Linked DNA regions of Homo sapiens: all the other regions are linked to region 1. Evidence: chromatin loops called from intact Hi-C (ENCODE). Cell type or tissue: MCF 10A. All regions are shown on one strand. Region 1 overlaps KIAA1217. Region 2 overlaps KIAA1217. Region 3 holds the start of LOC105376455 (a long non-coding RNA gene). Region 4 overlaps KIAA1217.

What was found. A loop is a pair of places that touch in the nucleus more often than their neighbours do. Peaks named below come from ENCODE experiments on the same cell type or tissue, not always from the same donor. Only the 100,000 strongest peaks of a DNase experiment are listed, where the experiment ranks them.
Region 2: it touches region 1 in a loop (2.5-fold over the local background); 4 of 110 quality-filtered maps call a loop at or near these places.
Region 3: a loop joins it to region 1, with 4 times the contacts of the local background. A loop is called at or near these places in 2 of 110 quality-filtered maps.
Region 4: a loop joins it to region 1, with 8 times the contacts of the local background. A loop is called at or near these places in 4 of 110 quality-filtered maps.

What each region holds. Positions count from the first base shown.
Region 1 is chr10:24,251,552-24,259,551 of GRCh38, reverse strand. The region is part of intron 2 of KIAA1217; the gene reads right to left. Among named protein-coding and RNA genes, the nearest start is that of MIR603, 20 kb to the left of the region's middle. In MCF 10A, no CTCF peak of the experiment used is centred here; DNase peaks (open chromatin) are centred at 3,351, 4,231 and 5,151.
Region 2 is chr10:24,314,775-24,322,774 of GRCh38, reverse strand. The region is part of intron 2 of KIAA1217; the gene reads right to left. Among named protein-coding and RNA genes, the nearest start is that of MIR603, 43 kb to the right of the region's middle. In MCF 10A, a CTCF peak has its summit at 3,118 (motif pointing right); no DNase peak of the experiment used is centred here.
Region 3 is chr10:24,460,749-24,468,748 of GRCh38, reverse strand. All of the region lies in intron 5 of KIAA1217, which reads right to left. LOC105376455 (a long non-coding RNA gene) reads left to right here and starts at 2,363. Exons shown (of 3, transcript XR_930755.4): 1 at 2,363-2,996. RefSeq lists an enhancer at 5,780-6,281. In MCF 10A, a CTCF peak has its summit at 5,450 (motif pointing left); DNase peaks (open chromatin) are centred at 2,308, 4,168, 4,498 and 4,968.
Region 4 is chr10:24,341,256-24,349,255 of GRCh38, reverse strand. The region is part of intron 2 of KIAA1217; the gene reads right to left. Among named protein-coding and RNA genes, the nearest start is that of MIR603, 70 kb to the right of the region's middle. In MCF 10A, no CTCF peak of the experiment used is centred here; a DNase peak (open chromatin) is centred at 4,775.

The DNA of each region.
Region 1 (8,000 bases):
CTGCAACCACCAGGGCTTAAGCAATCCTCCCACCTTAGCCTCTGGAGTAGTGGGGACCACAAGCACATACCACCACAGCCAGGTAATTTTGTTGTTGTTTTTGTAAAGACAGGGTCTCACTATGTTGCCTAGGCTGGTTTTGCACTCCTGGCCGCAAGCAATCCTCCTGTCTCAGCCTCCCAAAGCACTGAAGTTACAGGTATATGAACCACATCTGGCCAGCACCAAGTATTTTGACAAAGCACCTATTAGGGTAATTCCAAGTAATCTCTGGCAAACATGGTTTCAGTTAGGCAAGACTACAAGAAACCGCCCACATCTATTTTGTAAAAATCTGTGCTCCCCTTTCCTACTTGAGTAGACACGCTCACAAACAGACACAAAGGCAGACCCCTCCCTCTAGTTTTTCTAACATACCAGAGCCCCCTGCAAACACCTGAGGCCCTCAATGCTGATTTTCGCTGGAATCTCATCACAGTTGAACAGGGTAGAAGCAGCTTAACCTCTCTCCTTGTGCCTCGCTGGAACCAGTGGCTCGTCTTCCACGGGCTGCCCCTGATCCCTGGGCTTTGAGGGACAAAGAGCTTGCTGGAAATAGTGATCACCCTCGTGATGACACCAGGTCAACAGGCAGCTGTGGGCTCATTAAGATGTAAGCCGGCCGGGCGCGGTGGCTCACGCCTGTAATCCCAGCACTTTGGGAGGCCCAGGCGGGCGGATCACGAGGTCAGGAGATCGAGACCATCCTGGCTAACACGGTGAAACCCCGTCTCTACTAAAAAATACAAAAAATTAGCCGGGCTTGGTGGCGGGCGCCTGTAGTGCCAGCTACTTGAGAGGGTGAGGCAGGAGAATGGCGTGAACCCGGGAGGTGGAGCTTGCAATGAGCCGAGATCGCGCCACTGCACTCCAGCCTGGGTGACAGAGCGAGACTCCGTCTCAAAAAAAGAAAAAAAAAAAAAAAAGAAGTAAGCCCCTGAGTGACAGGGGCTGCTTTTGTGTGCTGTCTGCCCACGGTTTTGCTCTAGTATGAAGGCTTAGGCTAGTAGTAAGGCTTAGGTGCAATAGACTCTACTCCTTATTTATGAGCCCTGATTCTCAGGGTGTATCTGTTACACATTTGTTCTCTCACAGTCACCCCTCACTTCCTCCAACTATTAGCCTCAGATTTTCAAAACCAGTGAGGATTTCAAATATGTCCCGCTCATGTCTGTGTGTGTGTGTCTGTGGGTCTGTGTGTATCTATGCGTTTGGGTTTGGAGAACACAGCAACCAAGTATAATATTCTCTTGTCTACAATCACTTTCCCTTCTCCATCCAGAATCTGGTATATAACACTTGTAATATAGTCCTCATCAGAGTTAGGTTGAGGGGACAGGGTCTCATTCTGCCACCCAGGCTGGAATGCAATGATATAATCACGGCTCACGGCAGCCTTGACCTCTTGGGCTCAAGTGATCCTCCCACCTCAGCCTCCCAAGTAGCTGGGATTATAGGTATGCACCACTATCCCTGGCTAAAGAGTTTTTAAAAGCGCAAGGTACAAGTACTGGTAAATATGTACCTGGGAGGAACCCCTCTCTGCTTCTGTGGCCATCTTTGTTGCCCACTGAAGGAAGAGAAAGGAGTTAGGAGGCAGGACCTGACTCAGGTCTGGCCTTACCAGAAAATAAAACACTGGGGCCTAGGGGAAGCATCAGGATGGGTGCCCAAGTCGCTGGGACTGCTACGTTATCCCGCCTTGTCACTGTCCCTCTGCACTTTCTCAAGCAGGGTCATGCACTCCAGGCAGGAATCTGTTTTCAGGAAGCATCAGTCCCAGTTCCAGATCTTTGGCTAAGTACTGGCACGCTCCTGGATAAGTCACCTGAGCTTCCTGGCCTCAGTGTCCTCATCTGCCATTTAGGGAAGGCTGGATACATCTTTCAGCTTCTGTGTTCTCTGATTCCCTGAGGTTGACTTTGATCTGAGTTTGTTTTGATTCTCAAATCAAGACTTGGTAGACTTCACTAGGTGGTAATGCAACTAAAAAAGGGTCCTGGGATGGGATGAGGGAATCAAGGACTCATTTTGATCCAGGATCTAAAAGTAAAAAAGAAAATGAGAAAGGGGAAGGGCCCCACATCTCATCCGGGCTCCCCACAGATGTCTGGTGAACACGTGTGGGCCTCAGGGGAATTTGGAGTATGGTTCCAACCCTCCCTCCACCCCCCACGCCGTTCCATCCTTTCTCAGGAATAAGCTTGGCACTTTTTGCCAAACACTTCTCTAGTAAATATCTTTGTTTCCATTCCCCCAATACACCAAAGTTTTTTAAAGCCATTAGAAAACCAGGTAGAAACTGAAGAGCCTCTCTGGACAGAATATTCTTCAACAGTACGAGGGGCAGAACTGAAGTCTCCATGTAGAAGTCATTACACTGCCTTTTCCCATTAGGCCACCAGTACCATGGCCATGGGTTTCCTTACCTCACTCTATTCATGCTACCTTTGAAAAAAATTGTTTTCCTGACCATCTTGTTTCATACATTTATATGTCCCCAAATCCCTTTGCTCTGCTCAGTCCAAAATACCTTCAGTCTTTCCAACTCCCTGGGCCTTCTTTCTCTCCTGCATATAAATGGCTAGCAGCTGTTTTCACTGACCTATGACCTTATGATGCGTCCCACTTTGTTGTTATTCTCTGTTGACCAGATATTCCATATCTTGGCCATGCATTTCTTTGGCTGCTGGCTCAATATCACCTCAACACAAAGATATCTGAACGAAACACTCTGGGCCACAAAATCAGCCTCTAAGACTGAGATAGCAGTGGTATGGTCAGAACCAAAATAAGGCAAAGCAGACAGACACACACACACACAAAGCAAATCCTCCTACTGCTAACAGTTTCTACTAAAATGTAAAACTAAGGCTTTTGAAAACCAGTGTTGGTTCTGTTCCTTCAGGAAAATCACAATTTCTCCTTAATTCTATTTCTACTTCAAATGTGGGGACTGTGCTTTTTTTTTCCCAAGGTTTCTTTCAGGACATCTTAATTTAGGCAATGGGAAGCCAGAGACATGGAATGAGGCATCAGATAGCAAGCCTTATCACCTGCACTTACTCCAGGGCCAGGGATTTTCATGCTTGAGGGTTTGCTTTTTATTTTCTATGGGCTTTGGCGAAGTCTCTTCTCTGCTTCTACAGTCTCAAAACATTTTCCTCATGGGAAAGACAGTTAGTTAACTTCTCAAGCACTAGGAAGAACTGAGATCTCTGCTGCCTCCACTCCAAGGATTGCCACTATGGGCTCCAAGCCAGATCAACACTGTCTGTGTGCAGAGTTGTAGTCAGGCAGGAACAAGATGGGACATGCCAGACCTCATCTGCACTTTGCGAAGGTGACACACACCAGCCCCGCAGGCAACTGTGCCTGCTTTTAGAAACTCCTAAGCAAAGTACTGAGGCAGAACCAGAGGGAGAAGTGAGGGGAAAAGCAGCTTTTTTTTTTTTTTTTTTTTTTTGGTCATCTGAGCTTGAGTTAATCGGCAGCACTCGGCTTTCTAACCTTTGAGGCATTTCTAAATCTGATCCCACACACTCATTCTTTCAGAGCCCGGCAAGGTAAGATGAACTGATTACACCATACTTAGAAACATCCTGTAGAATCAAAGAAAAATGCTTCCTGCCTTTGTACAGAAAATTAAGAGATTTTTCAAAGTGAAGAAAAGCAATTTAATTACCATTAAACAAGGTTTAACTGCTGTGGGCAATCATTCTCTGCTTGAGAAGCATAATTTCACTTGAAAGAAACCAGATTGGCCCCCGGCCCTCTTTTGGCTTATCCTCAGCAAGAAGCGACTGGGAACAACTGACTCTTGGGTGAGCTGTCCAGATAGTTAGAAACATATCACACAGCAGTTTAGGGACCCCAGGGGGGGCAGGGAAACCCCAGAATCAGGCCACTCCTGTACCTTGCTCCTGTCTGCTGCTCGGAAGGGCCCCCCACAGCAGAAACATGTGATGCCTCCTTTCTTCTTTGGCCCTTCTACAGAAGGGCAGACATGGGTCTTCATGTCCAGATGTGGCATGGAACATCAGCCAGACCTTTAATGTTCTGGGAGCAGTCCAGTGCTGAGCCCACGGGTGGCGGGACCCGCCCGCTCCACAACCAGCTCGTCCATTCTCCCAGCAAGCAGGCCTGACGCACCCCTGACAGTCAGCCGCTCAGGATTTGAAGTGTGATTCACAGCTAGAAAATACCGGTTTTTCATTACTATGCAAATGCCACCTGGGTGGGGTTTAGGTAAATCCGGATGTGGACACTAACAATGAGGGCAAGAATGGGTCTCTTTTCCGTAGTTCTCACTGGGCCCAGTGGGTTCCACCCAGTGGCAGTCTTTAAAGAAAATTACAGGCCGGGTGTCATGGCTCATGCCTGTAATCCCAGCACTCTGGGAAGCCGAGGGAGGTGGATGGCTTGAGGTCAGGAGTTCGAGACCAGCCTGGCCAACATGGTGAAACCCTGTGTCTACTAAAAAATACAAAAATTAGCTGGGCATGGTGGCGGGCTCCTGTAATCCCAGCTACTTGGGAGGCTGAGGCAGGAGAATCACTTGAACCCAGGAGGCAGAGGTTGCTGTGAGCCAAGATTACGTCATTGCACTCCAGCCTGGGTGACAGAGTAAGACTCCGTCTCAAAAAAAAAAAAAAATTAGAGTTGAACAGAGTTGGACGGAGACATTTATAGTTCCCCAGTATCCAATGGGCAGTTAATGTTCACATATAGCCCAAGGTTAGAGACAGATCTTTACCTAATTCATATCAAAATATATTTATTGTGTCATTCCCACCACGTGGCAAAGCCCAAATCACCAACTGTCTCAACACCAGTGTTTGGTCAAATTGTTTCATCCAGAAAGGCAGTGCAGTCATGTGAATGTGCTTCATTTGTGGCCATATCTGCCTTAAAAGCATACCAGGTTGGAGCTTCTAGAACAACAGAATAAAGAAAGGCAGGGCTGTAACATCCAAATGCTTAGGAACCACCCAGAGGACATGCCCCCCATTTCCTAATGGTATGGCCTGCAGCCCCCAACCCACCTAACTGTTTTCAACACATGGCCTCTGAAGAATACGTCCTGCTGGATAAGAGTCACTGTGAGTCAGAAACTTGGATTCGAGCTGGCTCTGGCACTCACAGGCTATGAGACCAACTCATATCCCATATCCCAGCATTTCTCTGAGGCTGTTTTCTCATCTGTAAAGTGAGGAAGTTGCATTCCCATCATTTTCACAAATGACCCCAAGTTGAACAATGCCCGGTGTTAAGGGCATCAGTGGGACTCACAACATCTCCCTGTCTTTGTTCAGCCAATCTTTGCTGGGTGCATTCTGAGCAACTGACCTGAGCCAGGAGAGGGGAGAAGCTTACAAGTCAGCATCTTTCAATATAATTAATGGTTTCTTTCTTTTCAATTGAGAGCAGATGAAAAAGCAAAGATTAGGTAAATGGTCATGTCATTGAGGTAACCCGAACTCAGGGATGCATGACACACGTATCCTGTTTCAGACATGATTGCATAGAACTATATCCTTTTTTTTGTGATCAAGAGGAAACATTTTATTTTATTTTTATTATTTTTATATTCTTTTTGAGACAGAGTCTCACTCTGTCACCCAGGCTGGAGTGCAGTGGCCTGATCATGGCTCACTGCAGCCTCAACCTCCTGGGCTCAGGTGATCCTCCCGCTTCAACCTCCCGAGCAGCTGGGACTACAGGTGAGTACCACTATGCCTGGATAATTTTTTCTTTCCTTTTCTTTTTTTTTTTTCTTTGGAGACAGAGTCCCGCTGTGTTGCCCAGGCTGGATTGCAGTGGCACAATCTTGGCTCACTTCAATCTCTACCTCCCAGGTTCAAGAGATTCTTCTGCCTCAGCCTCCTGAGTAGCTGGGATTACAGGCACATGCCTACACACTGGGCTAAGGAGTAAACATTTTAGTAACCAAGTGGACACTGAAGATGTTGAGAACTGGTAAACAAACAATCAAGCAAGTAAGAACAGAAATACCAGCATTTGGCTTTTGAGTTAATGACAAGAACACTCGGCATGGGAGCCTGGGTGAGCAAATCACAGATCTTCAAGCTTCTGTAAGTGGCCTGCATTGGGGGTCACCGTGGTGAGCTACGTAGCACCCTGGAGTTCCACAGTGCTTCTCTGAGACAGCCACAGAGATAGAAGGACAGCTTAGTGAGGAGTCCCCACTACCCCATCGAAAGGGGACTTCCATGAATAATAGTGCTTGCACAAAAGCTAACTCTCTTCTATCACTCTTCTGCTTAAAACCCTCAGCACTATATTAAGATTAAAATCCTGATTGAAGCTTACTAAGCGCCTCTGGCTACCTCTCCCAGGGCACCTGGGTCCTTCAGCAGACAAGCCCCTTCCTTCCTCTGGGTCTCAGCACTTGCTGTGTGCACCTCTTCCCAAAAAACTCTTGCTCACTCTTTGCCCGGCTGTTTGCAAGACTGGCTCCTTTTCAGGTAATCCTATTTCTTTTTTTTTTTTTTAATTATTTGTAGAGGCGGGGTCTCGCTATATTACCCAGGCTGGTCTCAAACTCCCGGGCTCAATCGATCTTTCTGCCTCAGCCTCCCAAAGTGCTGGGAAAGTGCTGGGATTACAAGCATGAGCCACTGCACCTGGCCTTCCTCTACTTCCTTCATGGCAGGTATCTCCATCTAAAATTATCTGTATATCTGTTTCCTCCTCTGCCTTCCCACCATTACATTCTGAGCTCTATGCAGGCAGTGAGTGTCTGTGTTTTGCCTCTCGCTGTCATCCCAGAGACTAGGGCAATACCTGTCCAAACTAGACTCAATCAGTGCCGAGTAAATGAATGAATGAATGAATGGTTATTTTTTTTTTCCAAATCTGATCACATGTAGCTGTCCCATCTTTGTGCTAATCAAAATTATCTTTCTTTTTTGGACACAGTGTCTTGCTGTCGCCCAGCTTGTGGCACAGTGGCGCAATCAGAGCTCATTTCAGGCTCAACCTTCTGGCCTCAAGCAATCCTTTGGCCTCGGCTTCTAGAGTAGCTAGGACCACAGGTGTGTGCCAGCATGCCTGGCTAATTTTTTTTTATTTTTTGTAGGGACAGGCTCTCACAATGTTGCCCAGGTTGGTCTTGAACTCCTGGGCTCAAACAATCCTCCCTCTTGGGCCTCCCAAAGTGCTGGAATTCCAGGTGTGAGCCATCTCACCAGTTCAAAATGATCTGATGCTTACACTTAATCACTCAAATAGCACTTTCATATACTTAATCTTCAAAATTATAATCTGAGGCCTTTTTGTGGGTTGGTGAAGAGCCACTGGCTATGAACCTGTTTGCCTTTAACTAAGTAATCTTGAAGGAGACAATTCCTCCAGCTTCAGATTCCTCCTCCATAAAACTAGGATGATTCCTCGAGCAGCTCCCACCATGAACAACCTATGAATGTTTAAGACATTGACTAGATAGAAACTGATCCTTTCTCACAAAATGTTTTGTGAGATGTCTCCCTTATTCCTGCTACGATGTCCTGAACATCTACTATATGCCAGGTGCTGGGTTAAGTACTTCTCACACACTGCCTCTGATCTGCAAACCAACTTGCTGGGCAGGAATTCTTAGCTCCCCGCCCCTTTTTTTTTTTTTTTTTTTTTTTTAACAGATGCAGAAGCTTACTTGGACCAAGTGACTTGTCCCAGACCACACAAACAGTAAGTAGTAGAACCAGTTCTCAAATCTAAGTCTGTCCAACAACAAAGGTGAAATTCCTTCCACCTCCCCACAGTGCCCCTAGGAAAGGGACTACAAAAACATCAGATTAGGGTCCCTATTTACAACAGGAGTTAGGCATGTAAGGGAGGCAGGTGTGGGATGGAGAGGGGGAGCCCCATCTTAATACAGCAGCTGTTACTTAGCTTTAGTGGAGGTTGTAACAAAGGAATCGGAACTCAATGTTTCCTGA
Region 2 (8,000 bases), 63 kb before region 1:
CACCATCTTCAGGATTCAGATGAGCAGCCCTGCAAGGTGAGACGCAGAATAGAGATGGGGCTTCTTAGAGGCACGAAAGACGTCTACCCACTCTGGGTGGTTTGAAGGAGTGGCTCAAATGGAATTTATTTTTTAAAATAGTTTTTAATTTTTATGGGTACACAGTAGGTGTATATGTTTCAAATGTAATTTAAAGACCTCTCTGGCCCATGTGCACAACCATTTACAGTGTCTGGTATTTCTATCACTGAAACAATTCCTTAGCCAAGTTCATGTACAGGGTCTTTTTCCTTGCTGGTGCTTCCCTGCTCCTCCCAACACTAGTCTTTCTCTTTCCCAGTGCCCAGTTCTCCCATCCTGACACATTGGTTACACCACTTGTGTTTAACTACTTCAGAGATTACCCCGCACCTTAGACCAGAATTGCTGCTGCCCAGGCCGCTACTGCTGACTAACTGGAACTGAATTTCTATGGTGGAGCCCACTCCTCTGTAGATTTGCTTTTTTAAAAATAAATTTCAGGCCAGACATGGTGGCTCACACCTGTAATCCCAGCACTTTGGGAGGCTGAGGCGGGTGGATCACTAGAGGTCAGGAATTCAAGACCAGCCTGGCCAACATGGTAAAACACCATCTCTGCCAAATGATAATAATAATAATTAGTCAGGTGTGATAGCATGCACCTGTGATCCCAGCTACTCAGGAGGCTGAGGTGGGAGAATCGCGTGAACCTGGGAGGTGGAGATTGCAGTGAGCCGAGATCGGGCCACCGCACTCCAGCCTGGGTGACAGAGCGAGACCCTGTCTCAAAAAATAAAATAAAATAAAATAAAATGTCAGTAAAATACACCACAAAATGTACCAACCTAGCCATTTTTGAGCGTCCGGTTCAGTGGCACTAAGTATTTTCATGTTGTTATGTGATCATCACCACCACCCATCTCCAGAACACTTTTCACCTTGCAAAACTGAAACTGCACACCCATTGAACAGTAAATCCCCATCTCCCCTCTCCCAGCCCCTGGCAATCACCATTCTACTTTCTGTCTCTGAATTCGACTACCCTAAGTACTTCATACAAGTGGAATCCTATACTATTTGTCTTTTTGGTGACTGGCTTAGTTCACTGAGCATAATGTCCTCAAGGTTCATCCATTTTGTAGCATGTGTCAGAATTTCCTTCACATTTTATCCATTCTTCCTGGGTTGTGTCCATCCTTTGGCTCCTTTTTTTTCCTTTGAGATGAAGCCTTGCTCTCTGTTACCCAGGCTGGAGTGCAGTGGCGCGATCTTGGCTCACTGCAACCTCTGCCTCCTGGGTTCAAGCAATTCTCCCGCCTCCTGAGTAGCTGGGATTACAGGCATGCACCACTACGCCCAGTTAAGTTTTGTATTTTTAGTAGAGATGGGGTTTTGGTATGTTGGTCAGGCTGGTCTCGAACTCTTGACCTCACGTGATCCATTATGCCCACCTTAGCCTCTCATAGTGCTGGGATTACAGGCATAAGCCACTGTGCCGAGCCTATCCCTTGGCAATTGTGAATAATGCTGCTATGAACGTGGATGTACAAATATCTCAAGTTCCTGCTTTCAATTATTTTGGGTACAGAGAAGTGAAATTGCAGGGTTATATGATAATTCTATTTTTATTTTTTTCTGAGGAACCGCCCCACTGTTTTCCATGGCAGCTGTCCCCTTTCTCTGTAGCATTTTTTTTGTTTTTTTTTTGAGATGGAGTCTCGCTCTGTTGCCCAGGCTGGAGTGCAGTGGTGTGATCTCAGCTCACTGCAAGCTCCACCTCCTGGGTTCACGCCATTCTCCTGCCTCAGCTTCCCAAGTAGCTGGGACTACAGGCACCTGCCACCACACCCGGCTAATTTTGGTTTTGTATTTTTAGTAGAGACAGGGTTTCACTGTGTTAGCCAGGATGGTCTCGATCTCCCGACCTCGTGATCCGCCCGCCTCAGCCTCCCAAAGTGCTGGGATTACAAGTATGAGCCACTGAGCCCGGCCTCTCTGTAGCTTTTAAGATGTTCTTAGGTGACTTATGAGAATGAAAAAATGGAGAATTTTCCGTCTTCCTGCCATGAAATCAATTAATGGCAATTGCTACTGAAAGCTGTTCTGTTTTTAAACAGTAAAAATGACAGTGTTTTCTCAGCCAACAGGAAGTGCTGATTATTCTGATAAATGGATAGATAGGTGCTGTGGTGCTATGAACACTGCCCCAAGGCAATATTTATAGTATAATAGGGGCCTCCTGAAGATAAATAATACTCTAACCAAAAAGGAATAGAAATTGCAAACCAGGATTAGGAGAAATTTAAATGAACTTTATGCTTTTGAGTCACACTTTAAAAACAGCACTCCCAGCCCAAGATCTAAATTCTTAATTGTTCACAACAGACTGCGGAGAAAGTAATCAGCATCAGGCACACAAGTTATATTTGTGATTAGCCATTCTATGTCTGATTTGTGGCTTTTGGGTGGATGGGTACCAATTTATTTTTCCTCTACAGATCTCCATGCATGAAGTGTAATTAGAAATTTGTTTGCATTTTCTGTGGTGTGGAATTAAAAATATAATCTCCTTGGAGTCTTGGAATAGGATGCTTTCCTTGTCCTTTATTTTTTCTTCAAAATAAAAATTTAATAGATGCCAAAGAGCATTTCATATCATACATATAATTCCACTGATTCCATCCACTTTTACCTAATGAAACAACCAGTTACTAGACGATGGTAATTGCAAAAAAAATTTGGGAGTTTTATATGCTAATTATGCCACCTTTGGGTTTTGTCACAGTATTGTATCATTCATGCGGGTTTTAGTTATCTCATGGAAACATTTTCCCGAATGTAGGGTTAACAAAGCTAGATATATGAACTTCCTTGCAGGTAAATTAATTCCAATAAATGTCAAGAGGCTTAAAGTGCTTTGGCAAAGACTTGTGGATTTAATGCTGGCTTGTTAAAACTATGGTTCTGAATACAAGCAGGGCCACACCCCACCAGTGAAAAGCTCCTTTCAAGGGCCAGTTGTTGGGGTCTTGCATAAGTGCGTTGCTAAGGCGCACCCCTGGGGTGGTCTTCAAGGCTTGAGCCAGTGTGAAATTCTCACACTATCCACCAGGGTGCGCTCTAGCCCCCGGGCCTCTTCTACCTCTTGCTCTACGTGCACGTGGCCTTGGCCTCTCCTAACTCCCCAACCATGCAAGCTGTATAGATTATTTTTCTGACTTCTCGCCTATGCCAATTTCATCTCTTAGGTGTAATCATATTTTCCTTGCTGTTCACAGACAGTACATCAATTTTTCCCTGTGTCTCTAGTCTCCCTTTAGAATCTCCTTTCCAAAGCCATCCCCTGCCTTTTTTTTTTTTTTTTTTTTTTTTTTTTTTGAGACAACGTCTCGCTCTGTCACCCAGGCTGGAGTGTAGTGGCATGATTTCAGCTCACTGCAACCTCTGCCTCCTGGGTTCAAGGGATTCTCATGCCTCAGCCTCCTGAGTAGCTGGGATTAGACATGCACCACCACACCTAGCTAATTTTTGTATTTTTAGTAGAGACGGTGTTTCGCCATGTTGGCCACACTGGTCTCGAACTCCTGACCTCAGGTGATCTGCCCGCCTCGGCCTCCCAAAGTGTTGGGATTACAGGCGTGAGCCACCACGCCCGGCCCCAAAGCGCTTCTTCAGCTGTCCCTCCTAGATGTTCTCTGTGAAGCTCTTCTCTGCTGTCTCCACCTCCTGTGCCCTCCACCTGAACTCATCCACTCCCATGACTACTGCTGCCACTCTACCTGCAGCTCCCAAACCGTGCACCCAGGTGTCCTGGATGGGATGCCACAGCGAACTCACAGAGGCACTGAGGGATATTTTAACTTTTTGAGGGAAACACAGCAATACTTGTTACACACTGGGCTAATGATTCACTTCAGGTAGTTCACAGTTTCAACATTAGATCATAAGCATTCTTCTTGTTGATGTCATTTTTGCAACATGAGGTTTTCAGAGGTTGCTGGGATTAAAATGCCAGTACTGCAGAAAAATCAAAGCGGAATAGGAAATGTTGTCCAATCTGATTCCAAGGTCAGGGGAGTTGTGCGGTGCCCAACAGGTGCACACATCCCACTGGTAATTGTAGAAGGCGGAGTTCTCCAGATAAGAGAGGGGGAGGTGTGCGTATACGTGTGTATTCAAGAGAAAACCAGAAAGAGAGAGAGTGATGATTTTAAGGAACTGACTAACATGATTGTGGGGGATGGCAAATCCACAATCTGCTGGGAAGGTCAGCAGGATGGAGACCTAAGGTAGAGTTGATGCTGCAGCTCAAGTTCAAGGACAGTCTAGAGGCAGAATTCCCTCCTCCTCAAGGAAACCTCAGCCTGTTTCAGTCTGTTTTCTCTTGTGGCCTTCAACTTATTGAATGAGGCCTTCCACAGTATAGAAGATAATCTGCTTTACTCAATCAGTCTGTCTGTCTGTCTATCTGTCTATCTATCTATCTACCTACCTATTCATCTATCTATACATCCATCTATCCATCTATCTATCTATCCATCTATCTATCATCTACCTACCTACCTACCTCTCTAATCTAATCTATCTCTATCTAATTATCTATCTAATTATTTAGAGACAGGTTCTGCTATATTGCCCAGGGTGGTCTCAAACTCCTAGCCTCAAGTGATCTTCCTGCCTCCGCTTCCCAAAGTGCTGGGATTGCAGGCATGAGCCACTGCACCCAGAAAACTTACCTATTTAAATGTTAATCTCATCTAAAAAACAAACCTTCACAGCAATACCCAGTCAGGGGTTTGACCAAATATCTAGGCCCCATGCCCTACGCACGTTGATGCATAAAACCAGCCATCACCTAAAAATGAAAAAATACATCTTTTCTTTTGAATTGATGTGATTGTATTTTCAATTGGCCACTAAATTGTTAGGTCATAAATAATTACTAAGTTGTTTGGGCTTTACTACTTAATAAACGGAGCTGTTAGCTGTTTCTTTTAGTCTACAGGAATGCCGTGAACAGAGAAAGCCTAAGAACCTTTAACCTGTACACTGATGGCTGCAGCCCAGATTGTATTCTGGAGTTCCAGACATGCATATTCTACATACATGCCAATATACATGTATATTCTAAAGAAAAGAATTCCCAGTTTCCCTACCTCAGAGGTTCCACACTACATTTCTTAGATCTTCCACCAAACCTATTATCAACTTGATTTCCAGCAATGTATTTTCCTCATCACCCCTTGTCCTCATTGCCAACCCCATCGTGACACTCCTTTGAAGGTCTGGGTAATGGCTTTCACCTGTGTCATATTTGGCCATAAAAATAAAATTAAGCTGGGTGTGGTGGTGCACACCTCCAGTCCCAGCTACTCAGGAGGCTGAGGTGGGGGAATCGCTTGAGTCCGGAAATTTGAGACCAGCCTGGGCGACATAGCAGGACCCTGGCTGAAAAATAAATAAATAAATAAAAAGTAACAAAATAAAATTAAATGCGGACAAAAGACCCTTGTCACAAATGATGGGTTTATTTATGTATCAGCACTAGATATTAGGTATACATTGAACATAACATAATCAATCATTTCTGCTCTCATATACAGTTTTGGACAAGAAACTACATGAAAATCTATAGGCTGACATACATTGCAGTATTTTTGGTATAAGAATTTCCCCACATGGCCAACGTTTATAATAATTTATAATTCTAGCCTTTTCTAGACTACACAATCTCACCAGCGCCCCCCACACACTCAGCGTAAACATAACCTGATTTTTTCCAACACTATTACTAAAAATAAAAAGACCACACACTGAGCGTCTCTCAGTATCCTCAGAACCATTTGAACAGGCAGTTTTCATTCCATTCAAAGCCTTCAGAAAATTAGCCTTTCTCCATAGAAGACCACAGAATGCTGAGGCCAAAAGAGATATGTAGGCATCTAATCTCTGGCTCGGAAATATATTCTTCTTATTATTTTAAATTTTAGCTGCAAAGCCTCCTTCCTGATAGATACAAATGGTGACACCTTGGATGAAGGACAGAGGACAGAAATGGGATGGGGTATCCTGTAGTCTCAGCCCCCATTCAGATAGAACACAGAGTCACCAAAGTGTCTGTATCTGTGGATGAGGACAATGAAACACATTCTACAACCATTTTCGTGTTCCTAGTAGGGGTGTGTCAGGAGTTGATCGAGTCCACTAGGGGTGGACATGGGTCACTGGGGAACAAGTCCACTCTACGATGCAAAATAGGTTCAGGGGCATTCAGAATGCCAACAACTTAATACTTTGAAATGATGAAGTTCATGGCCAAATCCATTGCCCCCATGCAGGTTGACAACTCATCCTGGTTTGTCCAGGCCTTTCTCAGTTTTAAAATTGAAAGTCACACATCCTAGGAACTCCTTCCATGCCTGCAAACTGGGACAGGACAGTTAGATAACACCATCCCTCTGCCCTTAAACACACACATAATACTATATAACAGTTCCTGCTGCCAATGGATCTCACTTTGAAGGGACTCAAATCACAGTAATTTAACAACTGATGAACAGCTCGGATTGTAGAATACCTGTTGGAGTACACACAGCACCTGAAGCAGGTGAGCGGACCCTGATGTTTCATATATTATCAGGATACATACTGAACACATTGAAGACCAGTGGCAGGTGCTATAGACTGGGCTCCACAATGCATCTCTTAGGTAGAAACAGATGCCTAAAGTGTTCGAAGACAGCATTTTCAGCTTAGCAGGGAACTACCCTTTATAATCAATTATACTGGCTGTCTTTAAAAAGCTCCTTGGATTCCCCCCCCCCATTAGATAAAATAAAGATAAACTTTCATCCAGTCACTGATAAAATGATCCAAAGTTAAAGTCATCACAAAAAACAAAATGTAGGAAGTATAAACTGATACATTCCCATTCTGGCAACAAATTTATGATGACTTCCATTAGTGGATTCTGCACATATTTTTTTTTTCTTGTTTTGTTTTGAAACAAGGTCTTGCTCTGTTGCCTAGGCTAGCATGCAGTGGCACGATCACAGCTCGCGGCAGCCTTGACTTCGATCCTCCTGCCTCAAGCCATCCTCTTGCCTCAGCCTCCCAAAGTGCTGGGATTACAGGTGTGGGCCACCACTCCTGGCCTAGATATTGCATTTGAAAGCACCCTAAGGCTCAGAACCTAGCAACGGGAGGTCCGGTTGATGGGCTATGTCAAGAAGTAACCTCCTGAAGGAGGCTTCGTGGACACAGGACTGAGTCCTCGCACTTCAAAAACACAAAATTGCTGTTTGTGCAATTAGTCAAAGTCCTACTTCCTTCCTTGCAGACAGTGCCAACACTCGGTATCACTCTCCAGAAAACAGGCAGGGAAGTGTATAGTGTACTTAGAGGGTTTCCCTTTCTGAAGCGGGAGATCATTCTGTGAAATTTGGGCTCCTTTTTACCTTTGAAAAAATTCACTCTAGGCCCCCAGTTCCATCTTCCTTTTCTTTTGGGTGTAGCAGCGTTGATTTTCTGCAGGTATTTTGAACATCAGCAGCTGAGGCAACTGAACATGTTTCTGTGCTGTCTTGCACCCACTTCTCTTTGGAAGCTTCCTATGTATTACTGCACACCTTTTCCATGCCTCCTCTGTCCTCCGCTTCAACCTTCCAGAGATGCTCCAGGGTATCAGTGGGTCCCATGGAAGACTGTCTGAACCAAGACAAGATAAGATGGAAAGCCTCCCGAAAGACATGGGTAGGTTCTTAGATGAACAATGGGTTTATTTTATTATTTTATTATTATTATTTTTTTTTCGAGACAGTCTCGCTCTGTCGCCCAGGCTGGAGTGCAGCGGCGCTATCTCAGTTCACTGCAAGCTCTGCCTCCTGGGTTCACGCCATTCTCCTGCCTCAGCCTCCTGAGTAGCTGGGACTACAGGGGCCTGCCACCACGCCCGGCTGATTTTTTTTGTATTTTTAGTA
Region 3 (8,000 bases), 210 kb before region 1:
AGTATGGCATGGACACCAACCAACCAGAATGGGACCTCAGCCAATGAGGACGGCTGCTTGCCATGAACAGTCAGCAGCCCGGATCTGGAGCTAATCCTGTGTGTCTTCCCTGCCCTGTCCACTTCAAAATAATCTTGCCATCATCCAAAAGGGTCACCGAAAGAGTCACCATCAATCTGAGTTATCCACAGTGGCGCTGAATACAAACATTCGGTTGTGACAGAATTGGTAATCTGAGGTTGAATGTCTCTATCAACACAGGTGACTTAGATGTTGGAAGTCTTGGCAGAATTCTTATGTTGGTTTGCCAAGCTGTGACTGACTTTCTAAGACGGAGTTTTAAAAAGAACCAGGATCATGTATTTCATCCTTGGCTCTAAACAGAGCCCAAGAAGAAAAATGACACAATGATCCCAATATAGAGTGGGAAACATTTGTTTTAAAACCACAACTAGAATGAACCCTTACGATCAGACAACTTGGGAATCCTACCATAAAAGACAGGGACCAACCTAAGGCAACTCGCTCTTAGGATGTGGGGGAAGGTAAGGGGACATCACTGGAGGGATGTTTTCAAGTCTTCAATGTGATTTCCAAGGTCACACTTGCAATAAAAAGTAGAATTTAGAGACTCCAGAATCTGATAGATGGAAGCAGCATGATGGTTAAGATTGTATAATTCACAGTTTAAAACAAACCCAGCCTTTGCTGCGGGTATTCTTACTAAGGAGAGATCTTCCTAGAATCTGTCACCAACACAGATTTATTTTGTTTTGGTTTTTAACTGTTATTTGGCTAATGAGTAAAGACATGGCATTAAATACATACTGGGTTTTTCCTGCGCTGGTACTCAAAGTCAGACCTTGTGGGAGAAAATTATACTAAACTTACAAAGAAAATAAATAAGCAACACACACACACACACACACACACATACACACACACATACACATACACACATACGAGTTGCCATTCACATTAATATATCCCAGTCCCTTATTCTGCCACTGATCTCTCTGATGCTACTAATCTTATCATCTCTTTTCCCTTAGTGAGTTTAAGTAACTAGCTATGTTGTACCATTGACACTTTTTCCCCACAGAATTTCAACACTAATGTCATAATGTAAGCTTTAAACAATTTCATTTTACAGCAAGAAAGAGATGACCGACACAGAAAAATAAAGATTCTTCTAACCCCTTATCTGAATACAACACAGATAACTATTTGCCTGCACCTAAGCCCAGACACAGAAAATGTTCATTCAACTGCACTAGATATAATGGCAATGTATGAACAAGACTGTTCTACCTCATTCATCTGCTTGGCTAGGCACTGTCTTTTCTTCTTTCCATTACTGCCCAAACCTCTATTGTCTCTTCATTATTTGAGTTCTTCCAGTTCTTAGAAAGAGGGTAGTTTCTTCAAGAGCCTCATCATAATAGCAGGCTGACAGGCAGGTGTCCCTGCCCACAGACTGCACACGGATCAAAATGCTGTTTACACCATACTTCTGAAACACCAGAAAATATCTGGGGCCATTTCAAATTAAGATCTGAAGTCTGAGTTAGAAATTCTTACATGTAGCTATATATTATTTCCCAAAAGAACCATAAGTCAAATCGAATATCACTCATTCAGAAGTTTCTTGAACGTAAGATAAGAAACAACATATTAAAATTGTTTCCAGAAAAAAAAAACCTAGTATAAAAAATATTTGTTTAAAATCATCTTGGGAAACTGCCTCATGTAATCATGTCTGTGGAGCATTTATATATATATATATTGCTTGTGGAAAAGGAATATTATGTACAGTTTGTTGTATTTCAAACCCCACCCTTCCAAGTCTAGAATTTGTAAACATACCACTCAATCAGACCACACAATGAAGTAAGCAGAGAAAACTGAAATGGAATCTTAAGACACTCTTTCACCCTCAAAGAATTAAAGCCACTTACTTTTTCTTAAGGAAATCACCTGTGTAACTAACGCCGTGAGTAAGCACATTCGCTCAGGTCCTGATTACATGATTCCTTTGTTTGCTGGCTTCATCTAAATCCTTGGTTGCACACTTGAATATTTTAGACAGCTTCCTCTTCAGAAACAAAATCATCACAAAAGACACAAAGATCCTAAAATGTTTCTCAGCTCGAGTGTTCACAACCAATAAAGACCATTTCGTATTACCCAGTTTTCGGAGAGAAGCTGACACTGGCATGGATAAAAAGTAACCTTCCCCGTGATAAGTCAATTTCTCCTCCCCTTGGAAATTAGTCACTGAATAACCTCAGCCCACATCCAACCACAGGCTACCTCACGGGTGACTCAGTCCTTCAACAACTGCTTACAGGGAAAACACCAATGAAGGAACTTTAAACGGCCTAGGTAAATGGGTTAACAGCAAAGGAAATATTACAAAATATATTTCGCTGAAGGCAAACAGGATCATTAGAAAGGGCAAACAACCAGCCACCGAGAAATGAAACTGTCAAAAAACCCAACATACTCAATCCAGAGGAGCCAACTTTCAGATCAGTTTTCTGTTGACTTAAAGGTGCTACTGCAAAAACCTAGACCAGCACCCAATACCCACTTTGCTGCCAGACTTTTGAAGTCTGGGAATTGGCAGCTGAAGGAAACGTAAGCCTCTTCTCCTGGTTTAACACCAGAGGGAAAACATGAGGGAGATAAGGAGGCTGTCTATTAATTAACCAGCCCTGTTTTACCACGCTGAACTTTGGGTAGCAGCCATTAATCAGTCCTACATAGCGCCGGGCAAGGAACTGCAATCACCCTGGAAAATACATCTGAAACGAGAAGGAAAGATAGAGAGGGCAAACCAGGGCTGTGCAGAGGGGATTCTGGAAAGGAAACCAGAGCCCTTCTGCCCCACCCTAAACAAGATGAAGGACGAGAAGGTAGGCGATCCCCAGAGACCTCTGGCTACAACCGCTGTCAGCACAGCTGGTATCTTCCAGGGGAACAGGTACAAGAAGGTGCGTGTCCACAACACGAAGTGACTTGTGCAGCTCTCAGCGGAGGACTGGCATTAATGCATTGCTAGCAAAAGGTGGGGGAGAAAGGAAGCATCTCCTGCGCTCCCAGGCAGGCTCTGATTACCATCATGTTTTCTGAGCCCTTGGGGACTGGGTGGAACCGAAAGCTATCCAAGTGGGAATACGGTGACAAGGAACTCCACTCACTGGGCTGGAAGCCCCACTGGCTTCACGCCACACCCAACTACCACGCTCTGGGCAGCCTGTGCATTTTTAAAACATTTTAAGGCTTTTAGAGGTTGTTCTTGCTGACCAAAAGAATTCCATGACGTCTTTCAAGTTCAAATCCAGTCCTTTGCAGGCTTTCTAAAAAAACTGTTTACTGCCATCAAATCACTTTGTGGTTATTAAAGAAGGGGGCAAATGGAGCACGTGACATTGCCACCCTCCTAAGATGTCTCACTAGGAAAAATATTTGGATGAAGTGGTTGTAACAGATGCCACCTAAGAGGTCGGAAAACAGTAGAAGGAATGTGGAAGCTCTTGACTTTTAATCTAATCAGCAAGGGTTTGTTATTTCTCACCAGAGTATGGGAGGCACACACTATCAGCTTCTGATGAATCTGGTATACATTAGGCAGGTTTTGTTTTGTGTCTTCAGTCAAGCACGTACTTTCCAGGAAGGGGGATGGAGGAGTGGTCCCCCTTGTCTGATTAGGCCACGATGCCGCCCCTATCACATCCTCCAAAGACCCTGTCTTATGGCGTGAGGTGTGCTAACAGACATGGCTCTTATAATTCTTCTTTACCTGCTTATTATGGGCAGGGTTGCTTGTCCCAGTGACTGTATGTGAAGGGTCTGGGGCCAGGCTGTCCCCCAGGAAACAAACAGTGAACTCTCTGTCTCTCTGCTGCTTGGCTAAGCAAGTCATGCCATGTTCGACATGTTATCCCATATCTGCTATGGGCTAGGTGCTATGTGGCTCACGCCTGTAATCCTAGCACTTTGGGATGTGGAAGCAGGAGGATCCCCTGAGCCCAGGAGTTTGAGACCAGCTTGGGCAACATAGGGAGGCCCAGCCTATACAAAAAGTAAAAACTTAGCTGGGCATGCTGGTGCATGCCTGTGTTCCCAGCTACTTGGGAGGCTGAGGTGGGAGGATCACTTGAGCCTGAGAGGTTGAGAGGCTACAGTGAGCCAAGATCACACCATTGCGCTCCAGCCTGGGTGACAGAGTGAGACCCTGGCTCCAAAAAAAAGCAACAAAGGGTAAAACCACAAGAAACCATGTCCATTACGCTAGAGAGAGGTGGCTTCTGTTGACCCTGTTACAATGAGAGTCGGTCGGTTCAATGCGAGAAGAAGTCTAGTTTACCTCTCCCTTCTCTTCCTTCCTGCCAGGTTCACAGCAATTTCCTTTCACTTTCAAAATGCTCCAGGGCACTGTCTGTAGCATGCATGCATGGATTCGTCATTACAAGAGCAGTAATTCACTGTCAGGAGTTTGAAAGCCAGCCCAATCCTGCGGTGAATCAGGATGAGTTAAATGCTCTTTAGCAAGCGCCAAGCTCACCCAAGAGAGGTGGAGTTCAATCTCCAAAGGCCCCAGAGTACCTGCTAATGAACCAGACAAGCCAATTTCCTAAACAATATCCTGGTGCCATCTAGGACCCAGTGGCTTTATCTCAGTGGAAGGCACATTCTCCAGAGAAGGGCTCTTTCAGGCTAACTCACCATAAAGTTTGGTTCAGTATGAGTGTGTGCAACCACTAACACCCCCACGCTTTGGTTTGATTACATCACCAGATCCTTCTCTGCCTTCTCTACCTTGGGACATTACAGCCATTACTACGTTCCTCTTCCCAGCAGTGTATAAAGTGTCCCACTCTTCATTTTCCCTCTTCCTTTCATTGACTAGGCCTAAAAGCAAAGTGGAAGCAATGTATTCTTTCTGAGTCAGTGTTAAGAATGGACGTGCTAGGAAATATTCAGGATTACCTCAACAGGAAGTAATTTTTATGCTCTGGCAAGGCCAATAGTATTGTGACACATATTCATTCCTATTTTCCCTTTCATATTCATTTCTTCATTGGCTTTAAAAAAATTACATTTGCTCAAAGAAAATCTGAACTGTGCCTATAGATATGAAGATGATATTAGGAAGGGAAGGGATTATTACGTTGAAAAAATTTCAAATTCATCTTGTTTGCATTGGTAAAATTGGGAAGATTGCCATTTGTAAGGTTTTAGTTAGCCTATTGTTTCATTTGATTGTAAACGGAATGTCTCCCAGACATGAGACAGACAGACAGACAGACTGCTGCCAAAATTATTTAATTCCCAGGAAAGAGATGGTCCAGTCAGCGGTTAGCTTATGGCTATATTTAAGATGAGCGTTATTTCTATAAATCTTTTGACAGAGGAACTCTACTGAGCCCTCCAGTGGCCAGACCTGGCTGACCAGTCCTGGGTCCAACAGTGATTAAAGATCTCAATCTGGAGCAGAATAGAGAAGTAATGTTAAATAAATCATTTCGCTTCCAAGCCACAATCAATAATTGTGCAGTGCTGTAGGATGGATAAAAGAAAAATGTCCTTCTCACTGACACTCAATCTTCTGCTGGGCTACTCCCATGTTCCCCAGGCCAAGGACAACCTCCTTTTGTACCAAAAATAGTTACAGTTTGTAAAATGATATCTTTTTTATGCCACTTGCAACAGATGGTACAAATAATTCCTTCTCTTATCTCCATCTCTGCACATCCACCCATTTCCTGGACGAACCTTGTTCTTTTATGCACAGCTCCCTTTTAATGTTTTCTAGATTGGATGCTAGTAAGTTATCTGCGGCACCCAACTACAACTTTTTAGCGCCTTAGACTTTATTTTTCTCTTTATGACAGTTCTTGAAACTACTATGTAACTTGTCAACCACATGTTGCCATATAGGATATACTGCTTTATTTGCTTGTGACACTTCATATTCTAACAAGAGATTTTAAATCCCCGTGCTCACCATACCCCACCCACAAACACTCCAATAATCACATAGCAGTTTGCAGTTTACAAAGGGCTCTCAATTGTGACATTTCATGGGCTCCAGAACTCAGTGAAAGACATAGAACAGGTGTCTTATGTCTTTTTGAATAGTTGGGAAACAGAAGTGCAGGGAGTTAAGAACCTCACCCAGCTTCCCATAGCTGCTAAGCAGTGAGGCAGCAAGAACCCCAGCTTCCTCGGTTGTTTGCGTGTGACCTGCTGTGCACTTCAGGACACTGCAAGCTATTCTGCAAAGAACGATGTTCCTCATGCCTGCCCACGCGTGATCACTGATGGATTCCTTATTCGATTTCTGGCCATGGTGTGAAACATGAACAAGTCTGTTGAGAAGTACCTCACTCCATTCACAGGTCCAGATTTTCACAGCAAAGGAAAAGAATCACTGGGGCATCTCACTGGGCTTCGGCTCGAATGATTTAGAGCCTCTCTTGACTTACAATTAGGTTTTATCTACTTGCCTCAAAATGAGTAAGTTATATAATTAGTTATATATTAGTTATATTTAATAGATATATCAGTATATATGCTTATATATATTATACTTATATATACCTATCGATATTATACATCACTCAGTACTATATGGATATCACCATATCACAAGTTATACATATGTATACATATACATATATGTACACACAGAAGCATGCACAAAGTCATCATCAGTCACAGGCACCGGATTACTTATGAAATAAAATATCTGAGCCTTAGCTGATTAAAATCCCTTACCATTACAACCCTAATTCCATTATGGGGTGACATTCTCAGGACCATGCCCCTCAGAGATGCATGCACCACCCACAGAGGCACAGGGTCTCCATCGCTGCACTCTATGCTCTTCTTTCTTTTCACTGGAGAAACTGACCAAATTGATTATATCGTGAACAAAAATAGCTAGGTAGAGCATTATATAACTTTAGGATGATTACAACAACGTGAGAATTAAAATGTATATATGTATTTTAGTTTGATGATATAACATACCTAAATTTACACAATGAGGTGATGTTGATCTGTGTAGAATTTTATGCTATACAGCCGGGTGCAGTAGCTCACACCTGTAATCCCAGCACTGTGGGAGGCCAAGGTGGGCGGATCACCTGAGGCCAGGAGTTTGAGACCAGCCTGGACAACATGGTGAAACCCCATCTCTACTAAAAGTACAAAAAACTAGCCAGTCATGGTAGCACACACCTGTAATCCCAGCTACTTGGGAGGCTGAGGCAGGAGAATTGCTGGAACCTGGGAGATGGAGGCTGCAGTGAGCCAAGATTATGCAGCTGTACTCCAGCCTGGGCAACAGAGCAAGACTCTGTCTCCCCACCACCAAAACAAAACAAAACAAAACAAAAACAAAAACAAAAAAAGAATGTTATGCTCTACAATTGCAGTTTAAAGGACAGATATGAAAACAGCTAGATGGAGTGTTATATAACTTTAGGATGATTACAGCATGAAAATTAAAATGTATATATATTTTAGTTTGATGATATGATATACCTAAACTGAAACAATGAATTGATGTTGATCTATGTAGAATTTCACACTATACAATTGCAGTGTAAAGGATAGATGGTTTTCAGAGCCCGTGAGAGAAAATGGTGGTAAACACATTGGGGAATGGCAGATGTCAACTTGGAAACCATATGGCCATTTATTCGTGGTCTGTCAATGTCTTCTCACAATGGAGCTACTCAAATCCCAGGATGTCTGTTTCTGTAATAACTCCTTTCTCACAGCCTCATGTGGTCTCAGCTTCTTACTACCAATTGCTCCCTAGTAGGTTTAACCCCTTCAGGCCTGTCTCATGTCTACCTTCACTGTTCCTCCTTCTTTGATTATAGCTTTTCTGAAACCAACTCTGTGGACCTGGGTTACCGTCTTAGCCCGTCTACAGGAAACACATTCCATTGCCTGCATTCTGCTGTGTTCATATTGATCTC
Region 4 (8,000 bases), 90 kb before region 1:
TATATGTTCTTCACAAACAAAATCAGTAAGTTAACATCATGCATCCATTAACACTCAGTGTAACCTGCTACAAAAATATGAGATCTCAGATCTCAATCTCTCTTTTTTTTTTTTTTTTTTTTTGAGACAGGGTCTTATTCTGTTGCCCTGGCTGGGGTGCAGAGGCATGACATGATCATGGCTCATTGCAGCCTTACCTCCTGGGCTCAAGTGATCCCACTTCAGCCTCCCAACTAGCTGAAACTATAGGCAAAATTTTAAATTTCTTTGTAGAAAAATGGGATTCTCACTATATTGCCCAGGCTAATCTTGAACTCCTGGTCTCAAATGATCTTCCTACCTTGGCTTCCCAAAACTCTGGGATTATAGTCAGGAGCCACTGTGCCCAGCCCCCAGCTGTTTTTGAATGCTTGGGCCAACCCTTGGGAGTAGTAACTTGCTCAGAACGCTATCTACTCTTTGCTAGGGCCCTAAATTTCTCCAAAAGAAAATCCCCAATGATTCAGCTACTTGGGGGATGGGTGTGAAAATTTAGCCTGCTTATTCTTGAGATCCATTATCTGTAAGATTCTATGGAACATGCAGTGGTGGGCTTGCCTGATATGTATACATTTCTTCTTTATCCTCAAGATTTTACTAACTTCCCATTTTTAAACAAATTTAAAATCTTCCCTGTATCTTTAGGTAAATTTTATCAAAATCACAAAGTAATTTGTAGAATTAAATTTAGAATTTTATTTCCTAATGGATTACATATTAGGATTTATTTTCATTTAGAATTTATCTGCAATGATATTTTCACCATTTAATATATAGTTGTATTATGTGAGTATTGGAATGAACTAGAGTAAGATCTATTTTAGAAGTATACTTACTGGTAATTCTTGTAGGATAATTATTTCATTTTATTTTATTTTTGTGACAGGGTCTCACTCTGTCACCCAGGCTAGAGTGCAGTGGTGTGATCTTGGCTCACTGCAACTTCTGCCTCCCAGGTTCAAGCGATTCTGCCTCAGCCTCCCAAGTAAGCATGTGCCACCATGCCCAGCTAATTTTGTATTTTCAGTAATGGGGTTTCACCAAGTTGGCCAGGCTGGTCTCAAACTTCTGACCTCAAGTGATCTACCTGCCTCTGCCTCCCAAAGTGCTGGGATTACAGGCGTGAGCCACTGCACCTGGCCAGATGAGAATAATTGTATCTTAAGTTCATATGATCAATAATTATCTTTCACTCATATAGCAACTTTCTTGAGTCAAGGAATGGTATGCAAATGACATGCATATGAATATGCATATGAATGACACGCATTCCATTAATTCACCTTAAAACTCAAAGGATGGTAACCATGTGTGGTGATGGATATATTCATGAATTTGATTGTGGTAACCATTTCACAATGTATTTGTATATGAAATTGTCAGGTCATACACCTTAAATATATGCATTTTTTATTTGTCAATTATACTCAATAAAGCTGGGGGGAAAAAAACCTCAAAGCATTTCTTCACGAAACTGGCATGGAATTTGTTGTATCTTTTAATGTATGTTTGCATTGCTTTTGTAGTTTTAATTAGTACTCCCTTTTTTATCCTAGTATATTTTTTCATTCTCTCTCCCTGAATGCCAATAGAGTAATCCCCAGCTATGAAAACAAAATATTAAAAAAAATAAAACTTGTGATGTAAGCCTTATGGCTTTTTCCATGGGTATAATCCCAACAATTAATCTCCCACTTACCTAGTGTCAAGGGTAGTCAAAGCTGGCACGTTTGTAATACAAAAATGACAAAGTTTTTCTTTTTTTCTCTGAGAAATGTAAGGAAAGTGTAGAGGAAGGAAAGTACTCCAGGACAAGAGGATGTAAAAAAAATCTCAATGGCTCCTTCCAGTCCCACTTTCCAGTCCTCTGAGTGTTTATCCAGTGCAGTATTTGAGAGAGTTTGGTGAGAAAGATCACGCACTGCATCCTTCAGAATATAAACCCACACCTCAAGCTTAGAGGCCTGAAAATGACCACGAAAAACACACTTTTCATGGTGCTGGGTAGAGGGCTATCATTTCAAGAAAGCAAACATTCCTCACCAAGTGGTTGCGACCTTTATCTTTTGGCTTTTTTTCATGACTCCTGCACCTGCCTAAACTTGAAGTAAGGAAGCTATGAGGTATCAGACTAGTGAGTGATTAATCACTGTCATTTATTTCTATGCCATTTATTTGGACTACTCTTATATACCTTAACACTCACTAAGCCAACACTCGGTTATTAACAATAGTAACAATTTAATGAGGAAGTATCTTCAGATTCTAAAATGGCTTTGTTGAGACATCATCAGATGGACAAAAGTAGTGTTTGCATATTATCTTGATTAAAAGCCAACAAAACCTGGCTGGTTGCAGTGGCTCATGCCTGTTGTCCCAGCACTTTGGGAGGCCAAGGTGGGAGGATCACTTGAGGTCAGGAGTTCGAGACCAGCCTGGCCAACATGGCAAAACCCCAACTCCACTAAAATACAAAAATTAGCCGGGTGTGGTGGTGCACACCTGGTGGTCCCAGCTACTTGGGAGGCTGAGGCACAAGAATCGCTTGAATGCAGGAGGCGGAGGTTGCAGTGAGCTGAGATCACACCACTGCACTTCAGCCTGGTGACAGAGCAAGACTCTGCCTCCAAAAAAAAAAAAAAAAAAAAGGGCCAACAAAACCCAAAATACCAAATGTCCTTTGACAGATGAATGAATAAACAAAATGTATAGACATACAAAGAAATATTATTATTATTATTTTTTGAGACGGAGTCTCGCTCTGTCCCCCAGGCTGGAGTGCAGTGGCACGATCTCGGCTCACTGCAAGCTCCGCCTCCTGGGTTCATGCCATTCTCCTGCCTCAGCCTCCCAAGTAGCTGGGACTGCAGGTGCCCGCCACCATGCCCAGCAAATATTTTTGTATTTTGTTTTTTAGTAGAGACAGTGTTTCACTGTGTTAGCCAGGATGGTCTCGATCTCCGGACCTGGTGATCCGCCCACACCTCGGCCTCCCAAAGTGCTGGGATTACAGGTGTGAGCCACGGTGCCCGGCCAGAATATTATTAAGCCTTAAAAAGGAAATTCTGACACATGCTGCCACATACGTGAACCTTGAGGACATTGTGCTAAGTGAAATAAACCAGTCACATAGAAAAACCCAAACACTTTCAGTAGGTTTATGATTTTACCTAAACGAGTTGTCTAGAATAGTCAAGCTCACAGAGACAGAAAGTAGAATGGTGGTTGCCAGGGGCTGGGAGGATGGCGGGGATGGAGAGCTGTTGTTGAATGGATAGAGTTTCAGTTTTACAAGATGAAAAAGTTCTGAAGATTGGTTGCATAACAATGTGAATATACTTAACACCACGGAACTGTACGCTTTAAAATGGTTAAGATGGTAATTTTACGTTATGTGTATTTTACTACAATTTAAAAAATCGTAAAGTTGCCGATAGTCAAATGAATAAAATGAGAAAGGGGGAAAAAAGCGACCCCCCCACCCAAAAAAAATCACCAACTCCTAGCCTAGGTTTCTCTACAAAGTATCTAACTATATAAGGAAAGTTCAAATGGCAAATTATTCTAAGCTTCTTATTTGTGTTGCAGAGGCAATTCCTTGCCTGTATATTTAGTCACAGTTAAGTCTTATCTTAACAACTCTCTCCAAAGGGGACTGGATCTGCACTCAATCAAGTCGGACTGAAGATCTTAGGTTCATTCATTTATTCTAATGGTCCCGTTAGTGTTTCCATAATGTTTTGATTCCTTGAGATCTTAAACCATGCCCTTACCTCAAATGTTGGGCTATGTATGGATACCCTTTGGATAGGCTCACAGCAGTAGGCTGCAATTTCTTTCTGTTACCCTTTTTATTTGGAATGACTCCTATGCGTAGATAAATATTGCCGTATTCCTACGAAGTGGGCAGCTCTGTGCTCCATGCGGAGGGGAACTCAAGCCAAGCACTACAGCTGTCCCTAAGTGCCATCTGCCATGATCTGCCGTGGCTTCTACCACCCCCTTTTTTGTGTGTGTTAGGAGGAAAATGAAGTTCATTTTCAATGCTAACTGTCAGTGAAGAAATCACTATGCTTGGTGTCTTGAATTAGTTGGATTGAAAAAAGCTTTTTCATATCTGAAGCCAAAGAACAGACTATATACCCCTTTTGTCACACACCCATGTTGCTTCTCTGACTGGGGTGTGGAACTAACGAGTGCCTATGCCTCTTTGTTCAATTGAACAGAAGCAACCAAATTGCCCATTCAGTTGATGATGGATTAGCCACCTGGATGGTTGATATTGGATTCTCTGAGATAGTCTGCAGAGTTGATTCTGAGATAAGAACAGTTCTTAATTGTATCAACTAACTGAATCCACAGTCTGTTTTAATTCAAGATCCAAGACACATTCCTACCATTAAACATATGGAAGACAGATAGAAAGAAATCTCATTTATTTTCTCGCCATATAAATAGGAAGGTCTCTCCCTTGAACAATAACATGTACAAATAAGGAGATTTTTGAGCAGGGGCTATTCCCTGACCATGTTTAAGCACAGATCTGTTTAAAATTAAAAGTTACATTCCTGTTATTAAAAGCTCATCCTCTTTTAGAAAATACCCAATCAGTTCAGGAGGGAAAAAAATCCTTCACTGTGCACATTATTAACTCATGGAAGGCTTTAGGTTTCCACATTCCCCAATAATAAGGTCAGAACTGACTCTTGGACTCTACCCCAAAACCTCAACTTCCTGCTCTGCAAGAAGATTTACCTCAGAGAAGGAATAGGTCTCAACTGTTGCCAAAGCAAAGACATTTATACGAAATCAGTCAGATCAGGGCAACTGGTAACTCTATTCGATGTGCCACATTCTAAAAGACAAAGCGCAAGAAATACGAACAGTTTTCTGTCTGATTGTCTACAAATGTGTGTGTGAGTAGGTACAGTAGATTTATTGAACGCTGTCCCAGAAGTGAGATTTCCAGATAAGACATTTAAAAATATCCTTCTAGATGCTATTTTTAACATTATCTTATTTATTTAAAATTTTGTTTATATTCAATCTTGTTAAGCTTATTATAAGGGCAAAATTAATTCTTTTTGGATGATACAATGTCATCGTGAACACTAATTCTGGTGTTAATAGAGAAAATGGAAACAAAGAGGCCTCTTCATTAAGCAGTTTCAAAACAGTGAACTGAGCAACCAATTTTGCAAATCTTCCCCCTGCATGGCCCATAACTAAAAATATAGTCACTCAAACATCGTAGAATTGGAGACGGAAAAACAGCTCAATGGAATGAAACATAGAGTTCAGAAACAGACCCAAACACAGGCAGAAATTTGGATCTCACAAAGTGGCATTTCAAATCAACAAGGGAAAAGATTAATTATTCAGTTCGTGGTAGTGGTACTGTTGACTAGCCACTTGGCAAAAGAAAGAAAGCTAGATCTCTATCAAACTCCTTGCCTCAAAATAAACTGTAGAAGGATCAAATATTACAACGTAAGGAAGCTAAACTCTAAGAGCACTAGTATAGAACACAAACAATGCTTAATATGTAATATTAGGACAGGGAAGTTCTTTCTAAAAATACAATTCCAGAGGCAGAAATATGAGAGGAAAGATTTCTGAGGTTGATTGCATGAAAATTTTAAATTTCTATGGGAAAAATACATGCAAACTTTAACAACTGGAGAAATATTTGCATAAAGTGTGAAAGTTAATTCCTTAATTTATGAAGTGGTCTAAAAATACCCCCCAAAAACCTCATCATCCAATTAAAAATGGGTAAAAACACAAACTGGAGCTTCGCACAAACACAAAATTGACTAACTAATATAGGAAAATATACTCTAACGTCAATGATTATAAAAATGTAAATCAAAACAATGAGCTTTTTTTACTCATTGGGTTAGCAAAACTTTTAAAAAGTTAATATACAGGATAGCAACTATCAACTAGCATTCTTATATGTTGCAGAATATTATATATATCCAAATAGGTCTAACATTTCTGGTAAGATTTGTAAACATTTTGAACAATCAATTCTACCTTTAGAAAGTTATCCTGTGGAAAAAAATACCCAGATATATGAACAGACCATCCAGTGCAGCTTTGCCTTCGTAAGAAATTGGATAAAGATGGAAATGCAGGAGTTGCAGTTAGAGAAAGACAGAAACTAGAAAAATAATCATTTAAATTAGCATAGGGAACTGATTTAGTAAATGATAATTCATATGATGGTAAACAATGTAATCATTAAAAACTGAGTCGGCCGGGTGCAGTGGCTCACGCCTGTAATCCCAGCACTTTTGGAGGCAGAGGTCGGCGGATCCCCGAGGTTAGGAGTTCGAGACCAGCCTGGCCAAGATGGTGAAACCCTGTCTCTACTAAAAATAAAAAATCAGCCGGATGTGGTGGCATGCATCTGTAGTCCCAGCTACTCTGGAAGCTGAGGCAGGAGGATCGCTTGAACCTGGGAGGCGGAGGTTGCAGTGAGCCGAGATTGCGCCACTGTACTCCAGCCTGGGCGACAGAGTGAGACTCTGTTTCAAAAAAAAAAAAAAAAAAAAAAAATTGAGTTGTATCTGCATGAGCTAATGTGAAGTACCTTGAAGATGCATCACTAAGTGGAGAAGCGACATACAGAGTAACTGTAGATTATTATAATTTTTATAAATGTTCACATAAGCCATGCATCTATCTACTGGGATATGCATATGCCATTTGAGGAAAGGATCTAACAAAAAATGAATAACAATGGTTAATTTTAGAAAGGAGGATTGAGAATTGAAGGTAGAAGCTTTTAACTTTGTGATTGTGTGCACAGCTTAACGTATGAAGTTTTTCCATGTACATATATTACATTTAATTTGAAATTTTTAATTAAAAAAATCAGTCCTGTTTCTGCTGTCAGCTGCCATTTTCTCTGTTGTCACAGTCTTCTACTAAATTGGACAAGTATGTGAGGTAGGTCTCTCTGATTTAAAAGTTTAAGCTTAAATGACAATGATTTGTTTCTCAATTGTCTTGTTCACACATCTGAATTTATGTTTGTGACTGTTGCTCTCTGTGACCATGGCCTTGTGTGTATTTGTACACAGAGCTCCCCAGTGACTAGGACGTGTACAGTGTACTGTACTTCTAAAACAAGCCCTCTGGCTGCAAAGGCCACAGTGCTATGCCTTCAGGCATAATTTCATGCTAGCAAGGACAGTCTGGTAGACTTCCTTAAATTTTAATTATTTGTCCAAGATCTGTATATCAACACTCTTTTCAAACAACATCAATTATTATAAAAGATGATACTTTAGGAACACATGACGATATTCCAAGTCTATGTGGCTATCTTTTTTTTTTTTCCAGAGTTCCAGAATTTGGAAGCTGAAAGGAATCTTTGAAACCACCCACTTCAACTCCTACATTTAAGAGATTGGAACTAATAAAAGTTCAATGGCTTGTCTAAGGCTATTAGTTAGCAGTTGGAAAGCCAGTGGGAAATTCTAGATCTCCTGAAAACCAGTTTCATGCTCTTTGCTCTAAAAGCTACACTGAAGAAATCTAAATTACAACCTCAGTTCATTAAAGTAAGTATTAAAGGAGTCTTTGGCTATGACGCAGAGTATAAAAGGAAATACACTTCGTTTCCCTGATTCAACTTCATAAAATTTTCCAAGGAATGTTGGGCTCAAATAGAGGAGATACTATACGTATCTACAAGTAGAAATAATGAAATGAACATCAAGTCTCCAATGAAAAGAAAGGCAAAAGGAGAATTCAACTCCAGATAGAGATTAACAAAACATCCAATTTAAATAAAAACAATTCATGAGGTCTTTTTTTTTTTAGGACCGGAAGAGAAAGAATCATCTTGGCTTGACAATCTTCCAACTGACCTACTGATTTCCATCCCAATGAAGGATTTAATCACGACTTTGCCTGTACATAGAAGACATGGAAAAGGGAATCCTATC